Regions from separate parts of the Mus musculus genome. Here region 2 is linked to region 1. The links are chromatin loops, found by intact Hi-C in ENCODE. Cell type or tissue: heart. All regions are shown on one strand.

Evidence for each region. A loop is a pair of places that touch in the nucleus more often than their neighbours do. Peaks named below come from ENCODE experiments on the same cell type or tissue, not always from the same donor. Only the 100,000 strongest peaks of a DNase experiment are listed, where the experiment ranks them.
Region 2: it touches region 1 in a loop (4-fold over the local background); 8 of 42 quality-filtered maps call a loop at or near these places.

What each region holds. Positions count from the first base shown.
Region 1 is chr16:91,354,732-91,362,731 of GRCm38, reverse strand. No RefSeq gene overlaps it. Among named protein-coding and RNA genes, the nearest start is that of Ifnar2, 14 kb to the left of the region's middle. In heart, a CTCF peak has its summit at 4,097 (motif pointing left); DNase peaks (open chromatin) are centred at 3,335, 3,901, 7,361 and 7,882; H3K27ac peaks cover 566 bases; H3K27me3 peaks cover 667 bases.
Region 2 is chr16:91,480,131-91,488,130 of GRCm38, reverse strand. Ifnar1 (interferon (alpha and beta) receptor 1) reads right to left here and starts at 2,916. Exons shown (of 11, transcript NM_010508.2): 1 at 2,715-2,916. The coding sequence starts at 2,787. In heart, a CTCF peak has its summit at 3,238; DNase peaks (open chromatin) are centred at 3,120 and 3,560; H3K4me3 peaks cover 2,358 bases; H3K27ac peaks cover 1,980 bases.

The DNA.
Region 1 (8,000 bases):
GTCAGTACTCCCAGGAGCATTCGCTCTGCTTAGCGGTCAAGGGCAGAGCATAGACCAAAGATCCCCTTGACAGAGGCCTGTGGGCTTCCTCTGTCTCCCCCGAAGTCTGTGTTTTCCAAACTTCTGCTCCAGAAATCAGTTTAGTGAGCCTCAGATATAGGGGCAGGGGGAACAAAATCATGTGAGACACTACGGGCTTGCTTTGCATTTGTGTAATGTGTATGGTCTATGTGGTATGTAAGATCTGAGTGTGTGCCTGTGTGCTTTGTGGTGTGTAGTATGTATGTTTTTCATGGGGAGAATGTCTATGGAGTATTTGTAGAGTGGTGTGTGTGTGTGTGTGTGTGTGTATGCATGTGTGTAAGATGGGGTAGAAAGGGGAAACTGAGGGGACCCAGGAAGGAAAAGACCCCTCTGCCTTTAGTGTCTGGTTTGCATTTCTTGTTTCCTGAGTCTGGAGGGCATCAATGCAGCCAACAGGCAGGAAAGTGTGACTATCGCCTGCAGAATATTAGCAGTGCAGCCTTTCCAGGGACTTTAACCAGCAAAGTGCAAACAGCAAGTGACACAAGCTGGCCTGAAGCTGAGGGAGGGGTTGTGGGTCTGACACCTTTGACCTTGTCAGTCTTCCGTCTCAGCCCTATACTTGCTCAGTGGCTTTGTAAATTACCTGGCAATTTTATTTACAGAAGGAAATTAAGTAAAAGATATAAGTAGGACAGCTTATATTTATTACTTAATTTAAAAATTTTGCTTAACTTTTGAACCTGTTTGTCCATGATACCTTTTGGGGCAGTGTAGTTTCAGAAGCCACAAAATGTCGTTAAGATGCTTAGATACCCCTTCCATGCTTAAATCTAAAGCATATGTTATCTATCTCATCTTCTTTGCTTAATAGCCTGACTTTGTTCCAACTGATGCATACTCGAAGTAATTGTTTTGCGTGGCATAAAATACCAACCATAGCTCCATTCTCTAAGAGATACACCTTAGAAATCAGTCAACAGCTCTGTCTCCCAGGGCTGCTGATAGCTGTGTGTGTGGTATATGTTTAGGTTTGTTGTGGTGGTGGTGGTGTGTGTGTGTGTGTGTGAGAGAGTGTTTGTCAGTGTATGGGTGTCAGTGTATACGTGCATGTGTGGTGTGTGCATTAGTGTGAGTTTGTATGGTGTGTATAAGTGTATGTGTGTGAGTGAGTGTGTATGGTATGTGTATGTGTTTGTGTGAGTATGAGTGTGTGTGTGTATATGTGTTAATATGAGTGAGTGTGGATGGTATATGTATGTGTTTGTGTATGTGTGTGAGTATATGTGTTAGTATGTGTGAGTGAGTGTGTGTGGTGTGTGTATGTGAGTGTTTGTGTGTGTATGTGTGTGAGATATGGTGTGTGGTGGTAATTCCTATCCCCAATGCTGTAATAAGAAACAGCTTACTCCAAGGCTAGCGGAACATCAGCTCCAGGACCCTAGCTGCTGTTTTGTACCCTGTTGCAAAACTCTGTACCTAGTTTGGTTTATTTCTTAATGATTTATTTTACTTTTATTAATGTGTCTCTGTGTGTATGTGCACATATGTATAGGTACTCTCAGAGGCCAGAGCGTAGTGTTCGATTTCCTGGAACTATAGCTGAAGGTAGCTGTGAGCTGCCATGTGGGTGCTGGGAACTGAACCCGGGTCCCCTTAAGAGCAGCCAGTGCTCTGTGGAGCCATCTGTCTAGCCTCCTAATTATTATCATTACTATTATTATTTTTACTGTCGTGCCATTGTGTCCTTTTCCTTAGAGAAGGGATGCGGTGTTTGTGCTCCATCACTATGGTGAAATGCCAGTGACAAGCAGCCTATGAGGAGAACAGGTTTATTCAGGTTTAGGATTCTGGAGCCCTGTGGCTTTGGAGCACTGATGAGGGCAACCTGTCATGGCAAGAGGGAGAGGAGACTGGGATCCCACCATCGCCGTTGAGGGTCTCAGTGACCTAAGGGCTTGTCACAGGGTTTGTATCATCCTGAAGACCAAGCTAGGGTCCACCTTCTAATAAGCCACAGCAGTGGGTAGGTTTCATTCCACTTAGACTGTGGGCCCATGTTTGTCTGCTTTGTGCTTGCTTTCCTGCGGGTCATGCCAAACGTACAGAGACCTTAAGACCCTATGTTTTTATCACTTTCCACACACCAAGCAGACCAGCTTCCTAATGCAGATGCTCAAACTCCCCCAGGCTCCCAGAGCGTTCAGAATTGCTTCCCACTCAGACCCTCAGGGCTGCAGCTCTTGCACAAGCGCCTGCTTTGCATTCTGATTTACCCTCACTCCACAACACCTCTGCCTTTATTTAGTCTCTGCCCTGGGATATTTGCTCTGCACACAAATCCTGTGCTCCCCTACTCTTTCCTGGCTCCTCCTCTCCCTCCTGGAATCAGCTTCACTGTCCTCCAGCAGTCATTTCTCGTGCAGATGCAGGTCAGCCAACTTCAAGGACTGGCCCAGCCTCTGTGTGTGTGTGTGTGTGTGTGTGTGTGTGTGTGTGTGTGTGTGTGTGTGTGTGTGTATGACAACACTGGGAAGAGATTCTGTAAGGCTGCTTTTGAAGCCTGTTATAACACTAACTGTTTTGGCCTTAACACCTCCATTTGGTGTCTCAAGAACCGCTTGGCCTCTGCAGAGGGTTGCAGCCACCTGTTTCTGTCCGGCCTTCTGTAGCTTTAGGTAGGTCATCTCACAAGGTCTCATAAGGGGGGCTCAAAGCTCACTTCTTATCCCCCTGAGCACACGGGATGGAAGTCGGTATACTGGTAGGAAAAAGCCAGTACACCATTGAATCATTGCAAGGTGCAAAACCACGTAGGCGATATAATTCTAGAAAAATGTGTCTGGGTGATACCTTAGTGCTGGCTTGGCAGAGGTAACCCTGTCTCTGTGAGGGTGCCGACGAGCAGATCTCTTGGCCTTGTTACCCAACCAGGTGTTGCTAATTAGAGAACCCCAGGCCAGAGAGAGATTCTATCAACAAACCAGGAAGCCAACTGCCAAAAATCCCAGAAAGCCAACAAGGTTGACCTCTGGTTGCTACACATACCAGTACACACGCGCGCGCGCACGTGCGCGTGCGCACACACACACACACACACACACACACACACACACACACCCATACAAAAAGGAACCAGAATACAAAAATGCTTTGACACACAGATGTATTTTTGCTAAGTTCATTGTATATTGAAAATACAGGAAGCAGAAAGGAAGTGTGTTGGTTGTGGCTAACCTATTGGACACCCCAGCCTTGCTTGTAGTCAGCAGCTCCCGTCTTGACCACCGGGCTCACTGGGAGCTGTGGGCCAGTAGTGTGGAGAGAGACTTAGACTATACATTGATAGCCTAGGGAGAGTCTAAAACAAGATCCGCAGTACCGTCTCTCAGGTTTGGTTTCTTGCGATGTCAGACCATTGGGACTTAGGGCTGCCTGTCCTGTCCTGTCCATGTCTTTTAAAAGGTCAGTCACACTGAGAACAGAAGAGTTTCTTTCTACGTGTTGAGTTGTGCCCCGAACCCCGTTCATCTGCCGATGTTGCAATCTGCCACATTCTTAGAATATGACTTATTTGGATATATAATCTTGAAAGAAGTTAACTGAGGTTATTTGTTTGGGCTGTAATTAATCTGACTCTTAAATAAAATTGTTTATTTTGATGGTATGTGCACGTGTGTTTTGCCCGTATACGCGTACCATGACCATGCTTGGGCCCCACGGAGGCTGAAAGAGGGCGTTGGGTCCTCTAGAACCAGAGCTACGAATGTTTATCCCCTGTGTAGATGCTGGGAATTGAACCAAGACTTGTAACCACAGAGCGGTCACTCCGGGTCAGGACACAGAAGAAAAACCCTGTGAAGTTGCGGGAAGACTTGAGCCACTAGCCAATGAGAGGCCTTAGGTTAAGAAACCAGCCCTGTGCATTCATTAATTCTAGAGTTTCAGTCCCAGATTGTGAACAAGAGTATTTTTATTGTGCGAGCCATCCAGCCTGGGGATCTTTGTTAAGGCAGCCCTAGGAAAATCATTCTGTGGACGTCTTCGTAGCTCCTTTTCTATTAGGGAACAGTGCCCTCTGCTGGTTATTTATGGTACTGACTCAAAACGAATGAAATTCATGTGACAACTGTGGAGAATGGGGAGGGGGCTGCATTTAGATGTTCTCTACAGAACTCTCTCTCTCTCTCTCTCTCTCTCTCTCTCTCTCTCTCTCTCTCTCTCTCTCTCTCTCTCTCTCTCTCTCTCTCTCTCTCTCTCTCTCTCTCTCTCTCTCTCTCTCTCTCTCTCTCTCTCTCTCTCTCTCTCTCTCTCTCTCTCTCTCTCTCTCTCTCTCTCTCTCTCTCTCTCTCTCTCTCTCTCTCTCTCTCTCTCTCTCTCTCTCTCTCTCTCTCTCTCTCTCTCTCTCTCTCTCTCTCTCTCTCTCTCACCACTGGGCTCAACAACATATTCATCTTCAATCAGGTGTTAAAATATGATTTCTCCTCTTCCTCTGGGTTCTCAATTGATACAAATTTAACAAATCACAGACAGAAAATATTTGAAAAGAAATTATGTCTGGGCTGGGGAGATGGGCAGTGTGAAACACTCTCTGTAGGAGTGTGAGGACCAGAGTTCAAAGCCCCAGCGTCCCTGGGGAAGCTGTACACATGTGTGTCCCAGTGCAGGCATGCAGGGCAGGCAGATCCCTGGAGCTCACGGGCTGGGCAGTCTAACCAAATGCCTGAGTTCTAGATTCAGCACAAGACCCTGTCTCAGAGGCATGAAGAGGGGTTGAGGGAAGCCACCTGACGCTGACCTCTGACCTCCAAGCTCGTGTACCCACAGCCTCCCTCAAACAAACAAATAACCACTCTCCTAATACCTTCTTGTAAAACTACAGACTTTCACCTTGTCTGTTGCTCCAAGGGATAGTCTGTAAGCGCCGGGTTTTCCAAGCAGAAAATGCTGTCTGGCTGTGGCTTATCATCACCAACTCTCCCTGAGCCCCTGAAGGTCAGGGTCCATCATCAAGGTCAGAGACAAAACTGGGAGCCAAACTCTAGAGCATTTCACATAAAAGGCTAAGCTTTCCTCCGACCTCAGCTTCCTGCTGTTTGTGGGAGCAGCGGCAACCGAGCCGTTTATTTTCCAAAGCCTTATGGTGAAAACGGAAAACATGGCGAGTGCTCGGCTAACCTCTCACACCCTTCTGGCTTTCATTTTTTTATTTATCTTTTTTAAAAAAGTTAATAGTGATGGAAGGGAACCGCTCACAGCTGGATTTCAGATGTTCAAGTCATTCAGCTGTCCCAACAACCTCTACAGAGCCGCTTTCTGTCTTTCAGCCTGTGTCAGACATGGCACAAAGGGCAGAGAATGCCCTTTCCTGGATACACAAGAGAAATCTGACTCAAGCAATGAGGGGTTAGCTTATCCAGCCTTGGCCTCCAGAGCTGTCTGTCCAGGAGTAAGTCTGGCCAGCCTCAACCCCCACTGTCTGTCCAGTAGTTAGTCTGTCCAGCCTCAGCCTCCAGGACTCTGTCTGTCCTTGAGTTAGTCTGTCCAGCCACAGCCTCTAGGACTCTGTCTGTCCAGGCAGCACCTTGGCACGTCCCGGCTGCTGATCTGCAGCTCTCATTAACTCCACAGCTGTCACACTGAACATGAATTTGAGAAGGTCGTCATGCCACGTGAGGGATGTGACAGTGGGGCTAGAGCTCACAGACCTTTCTCAACTACACTTTTCCTTGCGCACCTACTATGTGCTACATCCAAACAGAGTGATGACTCTGACTATGCAAGGTCTTAATGGACTGAAAGGATGCTGGAGGTTTTCAATCCACGGACCACCCCAGTCGGGTACGGGGGGTCCCTGGAATGAGGGTCCTTGAAGCTAGGTGGGTAAGGATTTGGTGGTGACAAACAGAAACAAACACAGAGGCAGTTTGAATCTGTGTATTCTGCAGCTCTCAAGCAGGGGGTTTTATACATTAAAAAAACCAAACATTACATCTCTTAGAAACTATATCCAGTGAGACAATCACAGATACCAACAAAAATCATTTGGCACAGTAAAGCACAAAAATTATCCAAGCATTACAACTTTGAAACTATGTATTCAGTGAATCACAAACAGAACAGGTAACATCATTATAAATCATCAAAATATAACAATTCTAAAAGGATGTATTCAGTGGGGACTGTCGTCCAAGGCTAGTGGCATATTTCCAGGAGCAGGTTAATAAATCTTTAACAGTCAGTGCTCTTAACCACTGAACTAACTCTCCAGCCCCATGGTCAATTATTATTTAACATCTAGTGCCCGATTTTCTTATAAATCAACTATTTTAATTCTTTCTAATTAAGGCTTTCTTTACCATATACCAAAATCCACCTCCGATGACACACGTGTAGCCATATGAAATTTTATTGTTGGGAAAGGTTTTTTGTTTTTGTTTTTGCTTTTTCGAGACAGGGTTTCTCTGTATAGCCCTGGCTGTCCTGGAACTCACTTTGTAGACCAGGCTGGCCTCGAACTCAGAAATCTGCCTGCCTCTGCCTCCTGAGTGCTGGGATTGAAGGTGTGTGCCATCACGCCTGGCTGTTGGGAAAGTTTTTATCTATTGTAATAGCTTTGTAAATGATTTTGAAAGTAAAGTGTTGGTTTCCCTGGGGATAAGGTAATGTTAGTGACCCCATCTCTAGGGATGGTTTCTTACCCACTATTCTCGCTTAAGATCTTAGCCTAGGCTACCAGGAACATGTAAATAAGAGAAGGAATAAGAGAAAATAAAACAGAGATATTGCCATGAGAACTATGGCTCAATATTTTTTTCTCCAGAGAAGAGTTCCACAGCCGGTTTCAGGAAGCCTCCCTTTTTTGAGGTCAATCGCCTCAGTCTGTGTAACTTGTCGCACAGATTCTACTGGAGGCGGTGTGGCAGATCCAGTTAAACACCTCGTCTGCTTTCAAGGAAATGTGTAGCAGGGTGAATCTGTGGTCTCAAATGTGGAAGCCCCTTCTGAGGGCACCCCACTGAGAATGGTGCTTGGCAGATTTTGATCCTGACACCAGAACCACTCAGTGTGTGGCCGCAGCTTCTTAGCCCTTATTTTACGTACGACAGTAACTACATCGATGCTCTGTTGTCCTAGCCCTCTACAGGTTAGACACTGCAAGATGGAGGCGAAGGAAAGAAGGAAGAGAAATGGCCAGTGGTGTAGAGACACATGGGTGGCTTCTCAGCAGGCCATGCAAACTGAATACCACCGTTACTGGGCCTGAGAAGGGACTTCCCGTTGTGGTCAGGGCCGGCTTCGCCGTCTCTGAAGAGGGCTTGCTGCTGCCCTCTCCGTGTTCCCTGTAGATGGTTCTGCTTTCTCCTCTGTTTTACCCGTGGTGGTTGCTGTGGTGTGACCAGGGAGTCTCTCTTCCCTTCTTTCTTCTCATTCCGTCTCCGCTTCTGAGAGACCACAGAGCTGACACACCACTTCTGATGATGTGCACAACAGGCTAACCATGGCGAAAAGTTTCTTCCCGAGATCTGGAATTAGCTGCCATTTAGCCATTGTCCAGCCTTGAGCAACGTTTCTCTGTGAGTATAAAAATGCTTGCAATTCAGACATTGATCACTCCATGCAATATATCGTCACGGTGTTGTCATAATTGCCACCAGCACCATCATTTTGAGACATGTCCCATGTAGCCTGGAATGGCCTGCAGGTATCTATGTAGCCAAACTGGCCTTAAACTTCGGATCCTCCTGACTCACCTACTGAGTGCTGGGATTGCAGCAGTGTGCCACCCGCCACTCTTGGTCTGTGTGGAGCTGGGGATTGAAGGCAAGGTTCACACTTGCCAGGCAAACACTTAATGCACAGAGCCTCATCTCGGGGCTTATGCAACGTTATTATTTTTGTCCTCTGGCACCTGACTTGTGGTTCACATGTAATATCTTAACTTCTCCTTCCTCAAAGAGTCAAGTCATCCTGGA
Region 2 (8,000 bases), 130 kb before region 1:
ACAACTGCACTTATAGGTGGGTGTGAACCACCAAGTGTGTGTGTCAGGAATTGAACCCAGGTCTTTTGCAAGTGTAATTACACAGTCACTAAACCATCTCCAGACCCAGGGCAGAATTTATTCAAACATAGGAAAGTATACAGCAGCCCCCTCTGACGTGGGAGTTGTAGCCCAAGACCTCCAGTGGATGCCTCAGACTGCAGTTAAAGAGTCCAGCTCCGGGCTGGTGAGATGGCTCAGAGGGTAAGAGCACCGACTGTTCTTCCGAAGGTTCAGAGTTCAAATCCCAGCAACCACATGGTGGCTCACAGCCATCTGTAACAAGATCTGACTCCCTCTTCTGGAGTGTCTGAAGACAGCTACAGTGTACTTACATATAATAAATAAATAAATCTTAAAAAAAAAAAAGAGTCCAGCTCGATCTGGATTCGTTCCTACGTACGTATGTACACAGTTATGACAACGTTTAACAAGATAGGCCCGATAAGATGATAAAAATAAATATGGCACACTGTGATTACAGTGGAGTTGGGGTGACAAGGGACATTATTAGACAAATAAGAGGGTTTCTAGAATATAATAATCTCTATGATTTCACTGGTTATCTGGACATCCTGGACAAAGGGAAGATCCCCATCCCAGGGAGGACAGCGAGGTTTCATCACCATACTGCAAATGGCATACAGCTGAAACATGAGGTACACAGACCTCTGTCATTGCTTTATCTAGCTGTATCGAGCCTTTATTAATATATAATGCCTTGTCTCTCATAGCCTTAATTGTGTGGGTTAGACACTTCCAAAGAAGCTACATCACGATAGGACACTTCAAGCAAGGACCATAGTTAGACAGCTTCTTCCTCCAATAGGAGTGAGAGCTCAGGCCCATCTGCACCTCAGGCACGAGGAGGCTTGGGAAAAAGGCTGCTCCAGAGCCTTCAGAAACAAGTGCCACTGCTGGTCGTTTGAATCTACCAGTCATGGTTTGAATATGCTTGGCCCAGGGAGTGGCATTATTTGGAGGTGTGGTCTTCCAACTGTGGGCGTGGGCTTAAGACCCTCACCCTAGCTTCCTGGAAGCCAGTCTTCCATTAACCACCTTCAGATGAAGACGTAGAACTCTCAGCTCTGCCTGCACCATGTCTGCCTAGATGCTGCCCTGCTCCTCCCTTGATGATAATGGACTGAACCTCTCAACCTGTAAGCCAGCTCCAATTAAATGTTGTCTTTTATAAGACTTGCCTTGGTCATGGTGTCTGTTCACAGCGGTAAAACCCTAACTGAGACACTAACCTAACACTTCAAGGACAAGTAGGTAGAGAATAGACCTGTGACTCTTCCGAGAACAGGCCCCCTTACTCCTTTAACATGTATGTCTCACATTTCAGAATAAATTTTTTAATTTCACTGCAAAGCAGAGTCACTCCTTTGTGTTAAAATGTGATGTAAAGTCCTTTTTGTGTGACACTGATGCAACCATGCCTGCTTATCAAGGCAAGTTTTTTAAAGACTTTCTGTATGTGTATACGTGTTCTGCCTGCACATTTGTGTGTGCACCACATGTGCCCCATAGCCAAGGAAGTCAGAAAAGTGTATTCCAATCCCCTGGAACAAAGCAGGATTTAGGGAAGGTTGCAAGTCACCAACTGTGTGCTGGGAACCAATCCAGGTCCCTCTGCAAGAGCAATAAGTGCTCTTACCTGTGAGCCGCCTCTCCAGCCCGAACGAGGCTTTAACTTTAAAAAGTGTCCTTTAACGCTATGTCTGGCTCCACTGTTATCTCCTGTTTTGAAAACTTCTGCCTCAGACTATCATGTCATGTCGCCTGTCAAGCTTCTACTCCAGAGGGTTACAGAACTGCCTCTAGTTACATCCTATGTAAGAGGATGCATCTGAGATGTCTGAATTTCTTTCTTTTCAGCCACCAGGAGCTATCCATCAAGTCTCCCCACTCTGAGTTGTCAGTTTCTCAGTGCTGTCTATGCTAAGTGCACACTACCACTGAGCCACACTTCCAGTACCACCAACGGAGTCTTTGATGTCATCCCTAAACTGACTCTATCCTGTTATCCGTATCCTCTTAGCTTGATCTCCAGTCCAACTGTTGGGATTTACTGATTCTGTGCAGAAAGAGCAGCAAATGTGCTCATGAGATTAACAAAAGACCCAAGAGCATTTGTAGCAGTTACAGTATTCTGTTCATAATAGTCTTTTTCCGATTTACTGTATATGTGTGACCACTTTGCCTGCATGTACATCATGCACGTCTAGCCAGAAATGGGCCATCTTCGGGGTGAGACTTGGGGCAATCACTTACTTCCCAGATATACAGATTTCTAAGAGGAATCAGAACTTTCCTCCAGGAGTGAGGCTAGGTCGTCTTTTTTAGGTTCCTCACATCACTATGAAAACTCTTGTCTCTCCCCTTAGTGGGCATTCTCCCGATGTAACTAGCCCAGTGGTTTCCTGGTTTTGACTTCGGGCCGGTTAGGGGGCCTCTCACCTCACTCCTCTCAGCCCGGGACAAACCGCACTAGGCTGGGAGCGCATTTCTGCTGCTGTCTGGTCTCCCGCCCACCAGCAGCCCTGAGGCTCGGCCCGGGTAGCGTCCTCAGGCTGAAGAGCGGCGCAGGGGGCGGGCGTCGCGGACTCTGGTCACCCGCGCCCAGCTCTCCCTCCATGGTGCCCGGCCCTCGCACAGGCCCCTCGGCTCACCTGCAGCTGAGGGTAGCACCCAAGGCGCCCCGGCCACCAGCACCAGGGCCGCCGCGCCCACGACAGCGAGCATCGTCTTGGGAGGCCGGGCGGCGGCTCACATTCTCCTCCTTCTCCTCAGCAGCACCGCGGAGCTGGAGACTACCTCTGGGCAGCTAGGCCCTCCGCGACGCCCCGCCCCCTCCAGCGCCCCGCCCCTTCCGTGAACGCCCCCGCCCCTCCACCCAGCACAGCTTCTCCGCTGACGCCACGCTCTCTCCGCGAGCAAGCGGCTCGGAAAGTACCGGGCGCGGTCCAGTCAAGGCCTGGGGACTTTGAGGTCCCTGCCACGCTCCGCCCCCACTTCCGGAAAGACTGCCCAGCATTGTCCTTAGACTCCTGAGAGGAAAGCGGGGTGCAGTCAGTGCGCCTGCGCAGCCCCTCCTCCTTCCGGGCTCAGCTTCCTGTTTTTGTCCGGAGGGGGTTCGGAGGCGTTGCCCCGGGGGTTACTAGTCCACTGGCTCGAATCCTGGTGTGGGGATCCCTGGAGGCCGTGGATCAAATGACTCTGGGACCTGGAAGGCGCCGGCAACACTTTTATCTCAACTGCACAAGATCTTTATACTTGATTCCCTGATTTTGTGGGATGGTTTGCTGTTGTGACTCGCTCAATCTTTGGGTTTTGAATTATGCAGCGTTTGGATCTTTTGTCTAATAATGTGGTTTTAGGCTGGTTTTATGTGTATGAGTGTTTTGCATGCATGCATGCATGCATATATGTGCACCGTACATATATGCGTGCCTGGTACCCATGGAGGCCAGTAGAGCGCAGATACCCTGGTATTAAAGTTACTGATCTTCCGAGCTACCATGTTTGTACGCCAGTCCTCTGCACGTGCCCTTAAACCACTGAGCCCTCTCTCTACCCCCTTAACTCCGTCTCTGTCTGATTACTATCTTATAAAGAAACTTATTTGTTGGGCCGGGCGTGGTGGCGCACGCCTTTAATCCCAGCACTCGGGAGGCGGAGGCAGGCGGATTTCTGAGTTCGAGGCCAGCCTGGTCTACAAAGTGAGCTCCAGGACAGCCAGGCCTATACAGAGAAACCCTGTCACGAAAAACCAAAAAAAGAAAAAAAAAAAAAAAAAAGTAAGAAACTTATTTGTTATGCCGGGCGTGGTGGCACATGCCTTTAATCCCAGCACTTGGGAGGCAGAGGCAGGCGGTTTCTGAGTTCGAGGCCAGCCTGGACTAGAGAGTGAGTTCCAGGACAGCCAAGGCTCCACACACAAACCCTGTCTCAAAAAAAAAAAAAAGAGTTCCTCTCTGCTTCCTCACCATCATTCGTCAGATTTCTTGTCAGCCATTCTGACTAGGGTGGGGTAGAATGGCAAAGCAGTGTCAGTGTGCATTTTGCTGGTGGCTCAGGACATTAAGTTCTTTAAAGATAGTTACTGGGTGCATATTTCAGCGTTTGAAAACTGTGTTCGATTTATTGGGCCATTTGTTCCTGGTAGATTCATTTCCTTATTTTCTGAAGTTCTTTATGAATTTGAGATATCAGAGCCTTGTCTGAGGTATAGCTGGACAGGCTTTTTGCCCATCCTGTAGCCTGTGTGATGCACAGATAGTCTCCCTTGATGTTCAGCTCTGTAACTTCATGAATCTACTAATCCCATCTGTTGAGACTTGGGGTTAGTTACCATTCAGAAAGTTCTTGCCTCCCCAGTGTCATGAACAGTATTTCCAGTGTTTTTGGCTACAAGCTTCAGGTTTTAAAGTCTTTGATCCACTGGCTGTTGTATAAAGTGAAAGCCATAACCTCATTCTTCTGCAGGTGGATGTCCAGTTTTGCCAGCACCATTTGTTGAATCCCCATGGTTTTGCCTCTTTTCTCTAGAGGCGGGGGGACACGGTTTGCCAGCTTATTTCCAGGTCCTCTGACCTGTTCCATTGGCCTTCCTGTCTGTTTTTATGCCAGTATTAGACTGTCTTTCTCTCTATACCTCTACCGTATAATTTGAAGGTATGTTTTATGTTAGGACTGCTTTGATTATTAGTAAGTTGTTTGTGGTTCCATATGAAGCCATAAATTATTTCTATTGCATTGGAAATATAATAATAGAATTTGATAAATATCCATTAAATCTATAGACAATTTTGGTAGTACAGACGTTTTCACATATTCTGCCAATTTGAGAGCAGGACAGACCTTTTCATTGTTTAATATCTTCATTGATTTCCTTTTTCAGTGTCTTGAAATTTTCTTTTTTTTTTTTTAAAGATTTATTTATTTATTACATGTAAGTACACTGTAGCTGTCTTCAGACACACCAGAAGAGGGCGTCAGATCTCGTTACAGATGGTTGTGAGCCACCATGTGGTTGCTGGGACTTGAACTCTGGACCTTCGGAAGAGCAGTCGGGTGCTCTTACCCACTGAGCCATCTCACCAGCCCCTTGAAATTTTCAATGTAGAGATGTTTTTCTTTTACGTGTCCTCCTAGGAACTTCCCTGGGGGATTGGGGAAACTATTTGAATGGGATAGGTTCCCTAATTTCTTTCTTGGTGAATATATTGGTGTATATGAAAACTACTGTCTCTTAAAATGTTGATCGTGTCCTCCAACTCTACTGTTTATTAGCTATAGTCTTCTGGTTTCTTTTGTTGTTGTTGTTGTTTTGTTTTTCAAGACAGGGTTTCTCTGTATAGCTCTGGCAGTCCTGGAACTCACTTTGTAGACTAGGCTGGCCTCAAACTCAGAAATCCACCTGCCTCTGCCTCCTGAGTGCTGGGATTAAAGGCACACACCACCATGCCCGGCTGTTTTCTGGTTTCTTAGGTAAGGTTTTCTAAAGTATAGCATCATGTCATGTGCAAATGTAGTCTGACTTCTTTGTATTCTGTCTTTATTCCCCTTATGGTCTCATTTAATTTCTATAGCTAAGACTTCAGACAATATATCAAATAAGAGAGGAAAGAACAAGCACTGTATGTCTCATTCCTGACTCGAGAATAAATGCTCACACTTTGTCTCCATCTAATATTGGCTCTAGGTTGTATATCCCTTATTATTTTCAGGTATGCTCCATATGTTCCTAACAGGTCCAGGATTTCTTATCACGGAGTGTTCAGTGTTGTCAATGCCTCTTTGACGTCACCTGAGACGGTTGTGTGGTTTCTATCCTCAAGGCTGTTTATATGATATATTACATTTTCTGATTTACACATGTTGATTAAAGCTTGCCTTTCTGGGATGAAGCCCACTTGATCATGATGGATGCTCTTCTTGAGACGCTCCTGAAGGTGGTTTGCAAGTACTTTGTCAAGAATTTTTTGCGTCTATATTCATCCACACAATTTTCAGTCTGTAGTTTTCTTTCTCTGTTGTGTCATGATCTAGTTCTGTTATTAGGATAATAGTGACTTCCTGGAATGTGTTTGAAAGTGTAATTTCACTTTGTATTTTGTGGAACAAGCTAAGAAGAATTACTGTAAGATTTTTCTTGGACGTTTGATAGAATTCTAGTGTCAGTCTGGTCCTGGACTTTTGAGTAAAGACTTGACTGACTTCTACTTCTCTTCTCTTCTCTTCTCTTCTCTTCTCTTCTCTTCTCTTCTCTTCTCTTCTCTTCTCTCCCCCCTCCCCCTCTTTCCCTCCCCCCTCCTTCCTTCTCTCCCCCTCCCCCTCTTTCCCTCCCCCCTCCCCCCCTCCCCTCCCCCCACTTGAGACAGGGTTTCTCTGTGTAGCCCAGGCTGATCTGAGACTTGATGCCCTTGTACTCCTGCCTGGGATCAAAGGCATGTGCCACAACCACCCCATGAGAGTTTAATCTTTATTTAATTTTTTTAATTTTGGAGGCAGGGTTTCACTATGCAGCCCTGTCTGGCCATCCTGGATCTTGCTGAGTAGACAAGGCTGGAATCAAACTCACAGAGATCTGACTGCATTAGATTAAAGGTGTGGGTCTGCCAGAGGTTCCAAGGATGCTTCTGACATTGTCTCATGATTTGTGATGGATTAAATGTTTAAATTATTGAGAGCTTCTGGCTGTAATTTTGGTAGATGTTATGCATTTAGAAATTCTTCTAGCCGGGCAGTGGTGGCGCACACCTTTAATTCCAGCACTTGGGAGGCAGAGGCAGGAGGATTTCTGAGTTTGAGGCCAGCCTGGTCTACAGAGTGAGTTCCAGGGCAGCCAGGGCTATACAGAGAAACCCTGTTTCGAAAAAACCAAAAAAGAAAAAAAAAAAAAAAGAAATTCTATTTTTGTCTTCCAGAACTTTATAAGTTTATAGAGTATATTCTAGTAAGGTTCTGTAATTTGTTGGACTCTGTGTAATGGTACTCTTTTATCTCTGATTTTTATCCTTTTCTTCTCCTTTTGTCAGACTGGCTAGAGGTTTGTCAAAAAAAAAAAAAACAAAAAAAACAAAAAAACAAAAAACCCTTACAAAAAACCATTATGATACCAGAGGATCTTTGTCTCCTAAAAACTAATTCTCCCTAGAGTTGCTGTAACAGGCCCTGAGACCTTACTTAGTACAACAGAAGCTAGATCCACCTTTCTGACCTTAGGACCCAGCTTGTGGTCCCTAACACCTGCCCAAAACAGGAACCAAGACTTAATCAATCAAAGGCCTAGTCTGTGTGGTTTGAGTGAGAATGGCCCCCATACACTCATGTATTTGAATGCTTGATTAACAGGGAGTATCACTATTTGAAAGGATTAGCAGATGTAGCCCTGCTGGAGGAAGTGTGTCACTGGGGGGATAGGCCTTGGGGTTTCAAAAGCCCAAGCCACACCCTATCTCTCTGTCTTTCTCTGTCTGTGTCCCTCCCTCCCTCTGTTGACTGGATTTGGACTTAGAACTCTCATGGTACTTATGCATGCTGCTGTGCTTCCCATTGTAATGGACTGAACCTCTGAAACTGTCAGCAGGCCCCAGTTAAATGCTTGCTTTTATAAGAGTTGCCATAGTCATGGTCGCTTCACAGCAACAGAACAGTAAGACATTCCCTAAATGGACTAGCTTGCTTTTTGGCTTCTGTAGTTCTGCCTCTCTCTGACAGTTCTGACTAAATGAAGGTGTGCCAACCAGGATGAGTTTTTTGTGCCTAAAAGGCACAGATAGTGAGGCTCAGGGCTACATGATGTGGGCATGTTTCCCACGTAGCTGATGGCTAGCAATACAGACTTTTAATTTGGCTTTAAGATTGTCCATTTGGGCTGGAGAGATGGCTCAGCAGGTAAGAGCACTGACTTCTCTTCCTAAGGTCCTGAGTTCAAATCCCACCAACCACAT